Regions from separate parts of the Homo sapiens genome. Here all the other regions are linked to region 2. The links are chromatin contacts, found by Hi-C or POLR2A ChIA-PET in ENCODE. All regions are on one chromosome and are shown on one strand. The core of a region is the stretch at or near the end of the contact, and the rest is flanking DNA. Distances in the headings are between cores, read along the strand shown.

Region 1 (2,700 bases), core at 179-2,678, 5.0 Mb after region 2:
TTTTTTTTTTTTTTTTTGTGCTGGAAGTCTGTATCTTGACAATTTTAATAAATCAGCTGGAACTGATAGAAACTCGCATCGCCAATAGTCTCTATGGAAGTCAAACTGGAGGTCCTGTTGTCGCAGAGCATTCGGTGGTGAGGCTGTTGTGTGCGCGGATGAGGGGAGGTGGCAGGAGAGAATTCTACATTTAGGGGGTTAGGCTGAAAAGTGTTCAATTAGCAGGCTGATTTCTTTTTCCTCTTCCGCTAGTTGTGAAAGACAGGGGAAGGGTGTTCTTTCTCTCTGCCCTCCCTTTCCATCTCCAGCTCCCCATTTCCTTTCTCACCTCCTCCTCCACTCCCTGCCTCTTCTCCCCACCCATCCTGGCGGGCGGGCTGCGCGGAGGCTCGGGAGCTGGCCGGGGAGGGGCGGATGGAGGGGCCTGGGTTGCCAGCTCCCTTGGTCGGGGTCCTGCTCGCTGGGGCTTGTGTGTTCTCTGCGGCGGGCCGCGTCCCCGCTGAGCCTCGCGGTGACAGCCGCCTTTGGCAGCGAGCGCTCGGGGCACTTCTATCCCCGCCTCTCAAAGGGTGGGGACAGCCGTTTCCAGATTTGAATTTTTTCTGTTCTTTATTTTTAACGCTGCATCTTCGCGTGTGCTCAGAGGTGGTTGTTGGCGGAGAACGCCGCCGCAGTGTTTGACCTCTAGCGGTGAAGGGGGAAGGGGAAGAGGAAAGGAGAGAAGTGGTCGGTGTCTGTTTCCTTCTGTCCCCCGGGGCCGTGGAGCTGTCGGAGGGAAGGAGGACGGTGCGGGGCCGCAGGGGGCGCGGGGCGCGGCGGGACCCAGGCTACGAGCGGGAGGGAGGCGGGAGTCGGGGGAAGACGCGGCAGGCCGGCCGAGGGCACCCCGAGGAACATGGCATGGCCTCTGTGCGATCCGAGTCGCGGTCTCCGGGGTGCCTGGGAGGGCCGAACCACTGGTGAGGGCGTGGGGAGCAGGGGGTGGCAGAGGGCACCCGGGCGGTAGTCCGGGACGCGCAAGGCAGAGCCCTGACGCTCCGGGTCCCCGTGCCTGGCTCTTCTTGCCTCGCCACCGCGTGCTCCTGGGCGCGCCCCGCCGCGGGCCCTTGAGGCGCGCGGAGACACCAGCGCTGGCTTCCCGGGCCCGCGGGCCGGGGAGGGAAGCCTCGGGGCTGCGGGGTGAGAGGAAGAAAGCAAACCCGGGGAGCAGGCGGCTGCCGCACCCGCGCACCCCGGGCCCTCACCACGCCCTCCCCGCGCGCCGGCTCAGGGGCTGCCCCGGAATCAGCTCCCCGGGGCCGCCGCAACGAAGGTGGATCCGCATCTTGATTGTTCTCCGGGAGCCTCCTGGGGGCTCCGGCGGCGGCGCGGGCGCGACCCATCCCGCTGGCGCTCCCCGCTCGCTGAACCCCGTTTGCCTGTCCACACCCCCTCGCTCCCCACCATTTTTCCTGACCGGCCTGTGTCCCCGAGCCCTCGCGGCAGGCCCGAGCAGGCGATCGCGGCCGGGCACGCGCGCCCCGGGCTCCCGCCCCCCTTCCGAGCATCCGCCGCCTCTTTTCTGCTGGGTCTGGGAGGAGGGAGGCTGGGAGGCCGCTCGGGGCCCAGCGTGCCAGCCCCGGAGTTCAGCCTCCCGAGCTGCGGCGCCCGCAGCGGAGGAGGTTTTCAGTGGCTGATTGAAACTCACTGCAAAATCACCACGACTCTTTCACCTACTGAGATGATTGACCGAGGTTTGGCCTTCCATTTTTACTGAGATTTGGCGAGACCGAATGGAAGCGTCCGCACAGTAACTGCAGCTGCTAGGCCAGAGGGGCCCCGGCGCCCTTCCCGCCTCCCCTCCCGCTTGCTTTTGCCTTACTCGATCTTACCACCACCCCTCCCCCGGCCCCCCGACTGAGAACTCGGGCCTCTCACCCGCCCCCCAGCCTCCCGCTCTGGGCGAGCCTCCTCCCCAGCCCCCACCCCTGGGATGCGAAGCCAGCAAGCTTTTGCTGCAGATGGACAGGTTTCTTTTCTGTGGCTTTTTCCTTTCGATAAACCATCAGATTTCAGTAGTACATTTGGGAAAAGAAGGGGCTGATGGCGTTAACCAGGTTCTCAATATAGAACTGGATTTCTGGAGTTGTTTACCTTACCCCACACCCCCTCAACATGTAGACTAATGCAGCCATTGGTGGTACATTTATTTTAGCCACGGATAATTGAACCAGCGGTTTACAATTGACACGTGCTCCGTGCTGGTGATTTTATGTGGCAGCCCTCTGCTGCAGTTCCGAAACTTGTTGGCAACGTAAACCCATTGATAGGCTGATCTATGTATTTTGAAAGCCTGAAAACTTGGCATGTCTTTTCTGTTTTAATCATAGATGAATCTTGGACATTTTCTGTGGTGAGGTGGAAACTTTAAGTAAATTAGTAAAGTAATAATTTGGCTTCAGAATGGGAAGAGATAGTCAAGATTTTTTTTTTTTAAAGCCATGTGGCCTAACTTGATACAAAAATAAAAGTAATTGTTTGGCAATCTAAATTTAAAACCTGTTAGAACTCAGGACAGGCGCTTCAATGCGCTTTTTAACAATATTTAAGGCTGTTTTGATGAGTGCGTTGTGAGAATCATCTTAATGAATTCTTTATTGAGTGTCTAAAACATAGTATAATACACATGGTATTCTTGCCACTGGATAGTCTTCAATAAAA
Region 2 (2,700 bases), core at 201-2,700:
ATAATTAAAGGAATTACCATCCTTTACGATGATAATTGGTTATGATAATTGGTGACGACAAGGAAATTAAGACGATTGCTCAAAGAGATGCACTTGGCTCAGCCCCAAAGGTAAAACATGAATCATCATTTCAGACTCCTTAGTCAGCACTGAAGACCTCAGGGAATCTTGAGCCATCGCCACGTGCAAGACTTGATTTTCTCCAACCTCTCTGCAATACACTGAACTCTCCAGACAGTGCCGCACTCCGCCGCCTCCTGGACTCCCCGGGACCCTGCTGTACCTGGGGACAGTGTCTGGCTCAGGGACCTGAAGTAGCCAGGCTCAGATCCACTGCTGCTCAGTCCCCACCTGATGCTCAGATGCCAATCCCAGCAGTCCTCAACCCTCCCCATCCCCTCCTTGAGCGCCCTCCTGCAGAAGACAAGCCCTGCCCTCCAAGCTGCAGCCCCGCCCTGCCCTCCAAGCTGCAGCCCCGCCCTGCCCTCCAAGCTGCAGCCCGGCACAGCCCTCCAGAACTCCTGTGTCACTACTCTCTGCTGGGGACCGCAGCGGCTTCTCCAGAGCCGCGCCATGACATAAGGACACAAGCGCATCTACTCCCATCAATGCACCCACCAGAAGACCAGAGGCACGGAGGTGAGGGGAGCACGGCTTTCTGCCCAGACCCCATCGAGTGCCCATGTCACCCCTTGGCGGCCACGTGGGGCGTGGGCTCCCCTGGGATCTGTCAGACGAACCCGGCACGGCGCACGCCCCGCCCACACTGGGCAGCGTTCCTCCGTGCCACCCCACACGATCAGGCTCCACCACGCACGCCCCGCCGCACTGCCAGAATCCGCCCACATGGCCCAAGCCCCGCCCGCAAGACGCTGGACTGGCCGGCGTGCACCTCCCACACGAACAAAGCCCTACCCCTCGCGCTCCGCCCACACAACTCAGCCACGCCCGCACGGTGCAGGACGCCAGCCCAGCCCAAGCCCGGGCCACAGAGCGCCGGAGCCAGCTCACTGCGCACGCTCCTCCACAAGGCCCCGCCCGGCCCCGCCCCTCCCCGCCCAACGGCCCAGGACCCCGCCTAGCGCTCGCGCCCCGACGCCCGGCCCCGGCCCCCTCCCACAGGGCCCAGGACCCCGCCCACAGCGCGCGCCCCCGACGCCGGCCCCGAGCCACTCCCACAGGTCTCAGGACCCTGCCCAGCGCGCGCGCTCCGCCACAAGGCCCCGCCCACGGCCGGGGCCTTCTTGGCCACAGGCCGGGTGCTCTGTGGGGCCTACCCTACGCCTCTCCGCCGTCCTCCCCCGAACTGGTGGTTACGCGGGCCGCGAGTTACCGTGAGCACGGCTGGGATGCTGACGGGGAAAGAGCTGACAGAGAAGGCGGACGGCATGGTGTTGGGAAGCCCGCTCTCACAGCAACCGCCGAACCCGGCCTGGCCAGAATCCACAGAGGAGGGCGCCAAATCCTCTCTCGTGAGATCTGCCCTTCTCACGAAACTTGCGCTTGCTTCCTCTCGCGGTAATTTCATGGCATTGCTAGGTCCAGATATCGCGATATTTCCTGGTGGTCGCTGTAATACGGAAAACTTACTACGCTGCTGTGGGACTTGTGCTCGCTCCGCCAGGAGGCCGAGGGCGTCTTTAGTTCGTTAACAGAGGAGCAGGCGGAGGCGGGTGGAATTTAGGAGGTTTGTTTCAAAGGCTCAGGGCGCTGTACCGCCACGCCAGCCCTGTCCCACCTGGGACTCCCTAGAAGGGTCAGAGCATCAATGAGGACGGTGTCCGCCCCGAGACCCTGCAGGAGCCGGGGACATTGCCCACTCCTCGGACCCTGCAGGACTTGGGAAGGTGTCTGCTCTCGCGACCCTAAGGGCAGTGCACTCTTAGTCTGGGTCAGCTTAGGGTTATCTGTCTTCACTTTGGAGATTTACCAGATGTTCTTACGCTTCACTTCGTTGTTCAACGACAGATACAAAAATATAAAGTTAATTTTCTTCCAGCGAATTTTTTCCCTTTATTTTAACATCTATACCCCAACTTTGACATTTTCAAATTAAACATTCTGTTATTTTAACATCATGAATTATTAAGTGTATATACTTTAATTGCATATGTTAGCTCTTGAACTAGTTTAATGTTTCTAAAAATAGTTCTAGTGGTGGACTTTTTTTTTTTTTTAATAGCTTTAACCCCTCCCAGATCTTTCTTAAAATCTTTCCACAGTGTGGTCATTTCTGCTTATGCTACTTAACATGCATTCTCTCATTTCAGTGTAGAAGGTCATGGTTTCTTCTTATGGGAAAACATTTCTTTCATTGATATTTTTCTCTATTCTTCCTGTATTCAACTCCAGGAACATCCCGTTAGGTAGATAGTGCATCTTCCTCTCTTTTGTGTTTCTCAACCTTCCTCTCAAAACATCACGACTGTTGTTGCTGAGTTTGGGAAATCTCGGGCTTGGCTTTCCTGGTTTTTTTTTTTTTTTTTTAAGACGATGTCTCGCTCTGTCGCCCAGGCTGGAGCACAATGGTGGGACCTCGGCTCACTGCAACCTCCGCCTCCTGGGTTCAAGCTATTCTCCTGCCTCAGCCTCCCGAGTAGCTGGGATTACAGGTGTTCGCCACCTCACCTGGCTAATTTTTTTTGTATTTTTAGTAGAGACGGGGTTTCACCATGTTGGCCAGGCTAGTTTTGAACTCCT
Region 3 (2,700 bases), core at 142-2,641, 6.2 Mb after region 2:
CAACATCGCAAGATGGGAATTGTACATGTCAAAGGGCAAAACTTAGAGTAGTTGAGTAACCTGCACAAGGTTCATGGCCAGTCGGTAGGTAAACACTATTTAAGTCTAAATTTCTTAAACCCCCTAAACTCATGCATTTTCTTTTTCACCCCAAGATCCTTGAATGGTGATCATCAGCAAATAAAATTACTTCCCAGCTGACATTATTTTCCCTCACTCCCGGCAGCCCCTTTACTCCCTCTGTACTGCTGTTGGGATGCTTTTACAGCAAGCATCGCGTGGCTTGGTGTAGGTCTATGTTCCACGTCAGGTTGGAAGATCCTTGCAAACAAGAATCTTAAAAGAGTTGCCTGGCATACAGGACACCTTCCCTACCTGATTTGTGAACGGAAATAAACAAACCACCCAGGCAAGAACCGGCTCTACAGACCAGCCTCTTGGTCCAGTTCTCTGGTCTGAAGGGTTCAGATGCCACGCTGGGAGCTGGAAGCGGACAGAACTCTTACCTCCTCCAAAACGGCCCGGGCGGCTTCCCGGTCCGGGAAGACCACGGAACTGGGCAAGTCTGGCACCACCGGGTGCAGCGGGGGCTCCGGGACGGGCACGACCTGTGCGCAGCCCACCTGCAGCCGCCTGCCGTCTTGCACCTCCCAGAGGCGCTGCCACAGCTGGCCGCGCGGGTCGGCCTCGAACTCGCCCAAGTGCGGGCGTGGTGCCTCCTGACAGGCGCCCAGCAGCTCGAGCAGCGCTTGCCGGGTGTCAGGGTCATCCAGGGGGTCGCGCAGCAGGAAGCCTTGCTGTGCGCCGCCGGCCTGGCCGCCCGGGCAGTAGCAGAGCAGCCTGAGCAGCTGGCACCGCTGGAAGGGGCCGCGGCGCAGCTGGTGCAGCAGGCGCTGGTGCAGCCGCGCCGCCCGGACCCGGGCCCCGCAGCCGGCGTCCGGGGTCACGGGCACGCACAGCGAGTAGCTGCGCTCCGGGGGCCCCAGCAGCGCCGCCAGGCGGGGGTCGGGGGCGTCTGCGTCGCCGGGGGCGTCGGCGCCTAGGGCGAAGTGAGCCAGGGTGCAGTCGGGAAGCTCCAGGACGAAGCGGCGCGGCGGAGCCATGGCCCCAGCGCAGACCCCGCGCCGCCCGAGCAGCGGCCCCGACAGTGGCCCGCGCAGGAGCCGGCGGGCGAAGGCCATGGGCGCCTCAGCGACGCCGCCCTCGGCCCCGCCTCGGAAACGAAACCTGGCGGGAGCCAGGCGCCGGCGGGAAACGAAACCCGGAGGGAGCCAGGCGCCAGCGGGAAACGAAAGCGAAGCGTTGCGGGGAAACGAAAGCCGGAGGCCCAGGCGGGGCAGGAGCCCTGGGGCTGGGGCGCCCTTCCGGCCTCTCCTCCTCGCCGCGAGATGTGCGCGATAAACGGCCGGCGCTCGGGAGCAGACGCTTGGCCCCGGGGCCCCAGGTGCGCGGCTCCGCGGGCCTGCGCGGTCCCCAGGCGCCGGCTCCCGGGGCTGACACCGAATGAGGCCCCGCGCCGTCGGCCCCAAGGTAGCTCCGTGTGCGTTCTGCGGGTGGCTGGCGGCCCCGACCCTGGTTTGAGTTCCTCCTCTGCGGCTTATGCCGGGTGCATGGAGGGGGGCGGGGGTGCACGCGCGAGGGACAGAGAAGTCCCTTCCCGGTGTAACGGGCTCTTCAACGCCCACTTGCAGGCGCACTACTGCCCTTGGATGACTGACCAGGCCCTGCAGACCATGGGCTCCCTCCCCGACCTCAACTCCTAGCTCTGACCACGCGTCCCCGCCCCTCTAATCCTGCAGAGCTGCTTTCCTGCGGGAACAGGGCGCAGTTCTGGCTCTTCCCTCTCCTGTATCTTATCTCACCTGTGCACTCACTCACCTGTGCACACACTCACCTTTGCACACACTCACCTGTGCACAAGCTTTTCCCTCTTCTTGGAATTGCCCTCTCCCTTTTGCTGACTCTCCAACTGGGAAGTGTCGCCCAGATTGGCACCTCGAAATCGCCTTTCTTCCACCAAATTGAAGTTTCCTGCACTAAGGTGAAGTGTGTCAGGATAGCACCCTCTGCCTGCCACAGTCCAGCATCAGCACTGTTGCTGCCTAACAGTGTAACTGCCTAACAGTGTAACAGTGTTTGCGCAGTTATTTGGATATTTTATTCTGTGTTTACTCATTAACTGATGCCTTTTAAAAATGATGTCAAGCAAACCAAAAACAAACAAAAAGATAATATTCTCCAGGGAAACTCTCTCAAAAAAATAGAATTGAGACGAAGATTGAAAACATTAGATGAGCTGAAAGCAGTTTTTTTTTTATGTCTTAATAGTATTGGACTTAAACTTGGGATTATATTTAATTCTGAAAAAAAAAGTCTTAACAAACGTGAAATATAGATAGGTGGTTGGAGTGTGGGTTAATAGGCTAAGAAGAAAGAAGAATTAGGAGTTTAAAATTTTTTAGCTCTTTGAGAATAGAATAGTTTTTATTCTTTCTCAGGAATTTCACTTTTGGACATTTAGCATGTACCGGTGGTTTCACGTGTATGTAGTATATGGAAGTAAGAGTCTTCTAGTTACTCCCTTTTCTTCTCTAAGACAGTACTGCATCCTCAAGCCTGCTTGACCTTTTCCCTATGCCATCCACCTCTCTGGATGTATTAGTCTATCCTGGCTGCCATAACAAAATACCACGGACTGGG
Region 4 (2,700 bases), core at 110-2,609, 8.0 Mb after region 2:
AATTAATCATTAATTGAAGGAAAAAACACTGTTTCCCCATTATCGAGCTTTTCTTTCAGCTTCTAGGCCTGCCCCTTCCGCTTTCTGAAATGCAAAGGAGGTAGAGATTGAGGCAGAAAGTAAATAAGATTTGAATATTGCCTTTCCTGGAGTTTTCTAGTTCATTGTTTTCTGGAGCAAATATTTTCAAAAACAAGAAACTGACACACTGTGGTCAAAACAGAATTCTAGATAAGCTACAATTATGTGAAAATTAAGGTATTTAAGTAAATAGCTGCAAACTTTTTAAAACTTAGACTGAAAGAACGAGTTCTTAAAAGATTTTCAGCCAAAAAAAAAAAAAAAAACCTTGAACCCGTATTCAGTACTAGTGCTGAAAAGATTCCAAACCTCATATGACAGAATATTTTTTTTTCCTTAGTGTGAAGATGTCTATCAATGGCTAGGGCCACCTATCTGTCACAAAGCTTTGGAACTCCTCTAGGTGTTGGAATGTGACACCAGAAATCACAATTAGTGCATAATTAATCACATTACTTTGCCACCTACACGGAAGGGCACAGACCGGCAGCCTTTCAAGGGCAGTGTATGTAAATGTAGTTTCAATATGCAAATTCTCCTAATTATTTCCGATTAATACGATCATTATAATAGCCCTGCCTCCTTCTTGAAAAGGAACCCTGAAAGCGCCCTGCCTGTGAGAGCTCCTTAGCGACCGGTGAGGTTGGGCATGGTTTGCAATAAGTACTCATTTTCTTGAGTTTACAGTAATGCCTCCCGCGCTGCTCCGGGTTGCAAAAGCCCACACTAAGCCTGTCGTCGAATGCGTGCGTGGGTGGTTTGTTTGTGTTAACATAACTTTTCCTTATCTGAAGAGACGAACTCACTCTACAAACGTGACTCTTCAGTGACAACCTAATTTGCGTTTTCACTTTCTTCTGAAATGCTTTCTATCTTTCCTCACGCTCTCCCTCCGATGGGTTGCAGTGAACTGTGGCTTCCCCCCTGCGGTGCTGAACTCGCCCGTGTAGCTGTGATTTTAGAGCTGCCGACAGCTCTAAGGTGTGTAGGGCTTGGTCTGGGAACACCCCCAGGGCAAGGGTCCCGCCGCGCGCTTGGAATTAGAATTAAGAATGCATATTTAGGCGCCCAGGGTCTGCCCCCTTCTCCCTCCTCCTTCCCCTCCCCCTTCCCCTCCCCCTTCCCCTCCCCCATCTTCCCTTCTCTTCCTCCTCCCTCCTCCTCTCCCTCCTCCCGCCTCCCTCCTCCCCGCCCCCCGCCCGCCGCTCCCCGCCCCCCGCCCCCCGCCAGCCCCGCACTTACTGTACTGTACTCTATTTACCACCCCAGCTGGGCTCGCGCCCCGCCCACCCCGCGGGGATTGGCTGCGAACGCGGAAGAACCAAGCCCACGCCCCGCGCCCGCGCCCACCAATGGAAGCGCCCGCTCGTCTTGATAGACGTGCCACCTTCCGCCAATGGGGACGAAGGGAAGCTCCAGCGTGTGGCCCCGGCGAGTGCGGATAAAAGCCGCCCCGCCGGGCTCGGGCTTCATTCTGAGCCGAGCCCGGTGCCAAGCGCAGCTAGCTCAGCAGGCGGCAGCGGCGGCCTGAGCTTCAGGGCAGCCAGCTCCCTCCCGGTCTCGCCTTCCCTCGCGGTCAGCATGAAAGCCTTCAGTCCCGTGAGGTCCGTTAGGAAAAACAGCCTGTCGGACCACAGCCTGGGCATCTCCCGGAGCAAAACCCCTGTGGACGACCCGATGAGCCTGCTATACAACATGAACGACTGCTACTCCAAGCTCAAGGAGCTGGTGCCCAGCATCCCCCAGAACAAGAAGGTGAGCAAGATGGAAATCCTGCAGCACGTCATCGACTACATCTTGGACCTGCAGATCGCCCTGGACTCGCATCCCACTATTGTCAGCCTGCATCACCAGAGACCCGGGCAGAACCAGGCGTCCAGGACGCCGCTGACCACCCTCAACACGGATATCAGCATCCTGTCCTTGCAGGTAAGACCTGCTCCGGGGTCCCCGCCCCGCCGCCGCACACTCCCGCGGTCGTCTGGGCTGTCACTAGGAGATCCGTAGCCCAGACGGTGACTTTCGTATGAGCTATTTAACTTTATTTTCTTCAGAATCTGCTGTAGATTGAGCTGTGCGTGAAATTGCTAGTAAGTTCTGACATGTTAATGCGTCTGTCTTTAAATCTGAATTGTTACCATAAACGTGTTTAATGGAACTTGCTGGTCTGTGGACTACAAAAAAAAAAAAAAAAAAAAAAAAACCCTTTCTACTTAACATTGTCTTAACCTCGTACTCTTTATCCTCTTTCTTTCCAGGCTTCTGAATTCCCTTCTGAGTTAATGTCAAATGACAGCAAAGCACTGTGTGGCTGAATAAGCGGTGAGTGTTTGCTTGTGCCACCCGTGGGTAAACTGCCCCTCGGTGTGTGTGCGCGCGCGCGCATGTGTTTTTGCTTGTGTATCTATAAAATGTCTGATTTGGTAAATGCATGCTTACTTCGCGGTGTTACCCGTACTACATTGTCTCACTAGACATGAAGGAGCTTGTAGCTTTGGGTGCTCGAGATCACAGAACATTTTCCTTTAAAAGGAAATGATGCCAATAACTTACTACGAAGGCGGCCGAGGAACGTGTGTATTGGCTTTGTAGCAAATGTAATGCCCTGGATCTTCCTAC

What was found. A loop is a pair of places that touch in the nucleus more often than their neighbours do. ChIA-PET counts read pairs that join two places held with the same protein, here RNA polymerase II (POLR2A). Pooled maps may share reads with other maps.
Region 1: a map of OCI-LY7 shows a loop between it and region 2 (18-fold over the local background). The contact joins the enhancer-like site here to the promoter of TMEM18 in region 2. A Hi-C loop is called at or near these places in 1 of 168 maps with a recorded cell type or tissue (OCI-LY7), 1 of 37 single-sample maps with no recorded cell type and 1 of 50 pooled maps.
Region 3: a map with no recorded cell type shows a loop between it and region 2 (25-fold over the local background). The contact joins the promoter of CMPK2 here to the promoter of TMEM18 in region 2. A Hi-C loop is called at or near these places in 1 of 37 single-sample maps with no recorded cell type and 7 of 50 pooled maps. POLR2A ChIA-PET finds 5 or more read pairs at or near these places in 1 of 52 experiments (activated T-cell).
Region 4: a map of endothelial cell of umbilical vein shows a loop between it and region 2 (18-fold over the local background). The contact joins the promoter of ID2-AS1 here to the promoter of TMEM18 in region 2. A Hi-C loop is called at or near these places in 2 of 168 maps with a recorded cell type or tissue (endothelial cell of umbilical vein and naive thymus-derived CD4-positive, alpha-beta T cell) and 11 of 50 pooled maps.

The regions. Positions count from the first base shown.
Region 1 is chr2:5,695,568-5,698,267 of GRCh38, forward strand. SOX11 (SRY-box transcription factor 11) reads left to right here. Exons shown (of 1, transcript NM_003108.4): 1 at 1-2,700. Among named protein-coding and RNA genes, the nearest start is that of SOX11, 4.5 kb to the left of the region's middle. RefSeq lists silencers at 1,040-1,129, 1,420-1,589. Within about 2 kb of position 1,429, at least 5 of the 41 ENCODE cell types and tissues checked have a DNase peak (open chromatin) inside an H3K27ac peak, as active enhancers do; they include OCI-LY7, where a contact is called at or near this core.
Region 2 is chr2:675,956-678,655 of GRCh38, forward strand. It overlaps TMEM18 (transmembrane protein 18), which reads right to left and starts at 1,451. Exons shown (of 5, transcript NM_152834.4): 1 at 1,334-1,451. The coding sequence starts at 1,390. It overlaps TMEM18-DT (TMEM18 divergent transcript), which reads left to right and starts at 1,417. Exons shown (of 3, transcript NR_183417.1): 1 at 1,417-1,518. RefSeq lists enhancers at 726-1,491, 1,394-1,493, 1,524-1,593 and a silencer at 984-1,233.
Region 3 is chr2:6,864,516-6,867,215 of GRCh38, forward strand. CMPK2 (cytidine/uridine monophosphate kinase 2) reads right to left here and starts at 1,392. Exons shown (of 5, transcript NM_207315.4): 1 at 507-1,392. The coding sequence starts at 1,181. It also overlaps a transcript of RSAD2 not described here. RefSeq lists silencers at 703-1,142, 1,383-1,652 and an enhancer at 1,163-1,382.
Region 4 is chr2:8,680,504-8,683,203 of GRCh38, forward strand. ID2-AS1 (ID2 antisense RNA 1) reads right to left here and starts at 1,360. Exons shown (of 4, transcript NR_110154.1): 1 at 1,324-1,360. It overlaps ID2 (inhibitor of DNA binding 2), which reads left to right and starts at 1,553. Exons shown (of 3, transcript NM_002166.5): 1 at 1,553-2,010; 2 at 2,340-2,403. The coding sequence starts at 1,663. The coding sequence ends at 2,396. RefSeq lists enhancers at 752-1,255, 1,743-1,792.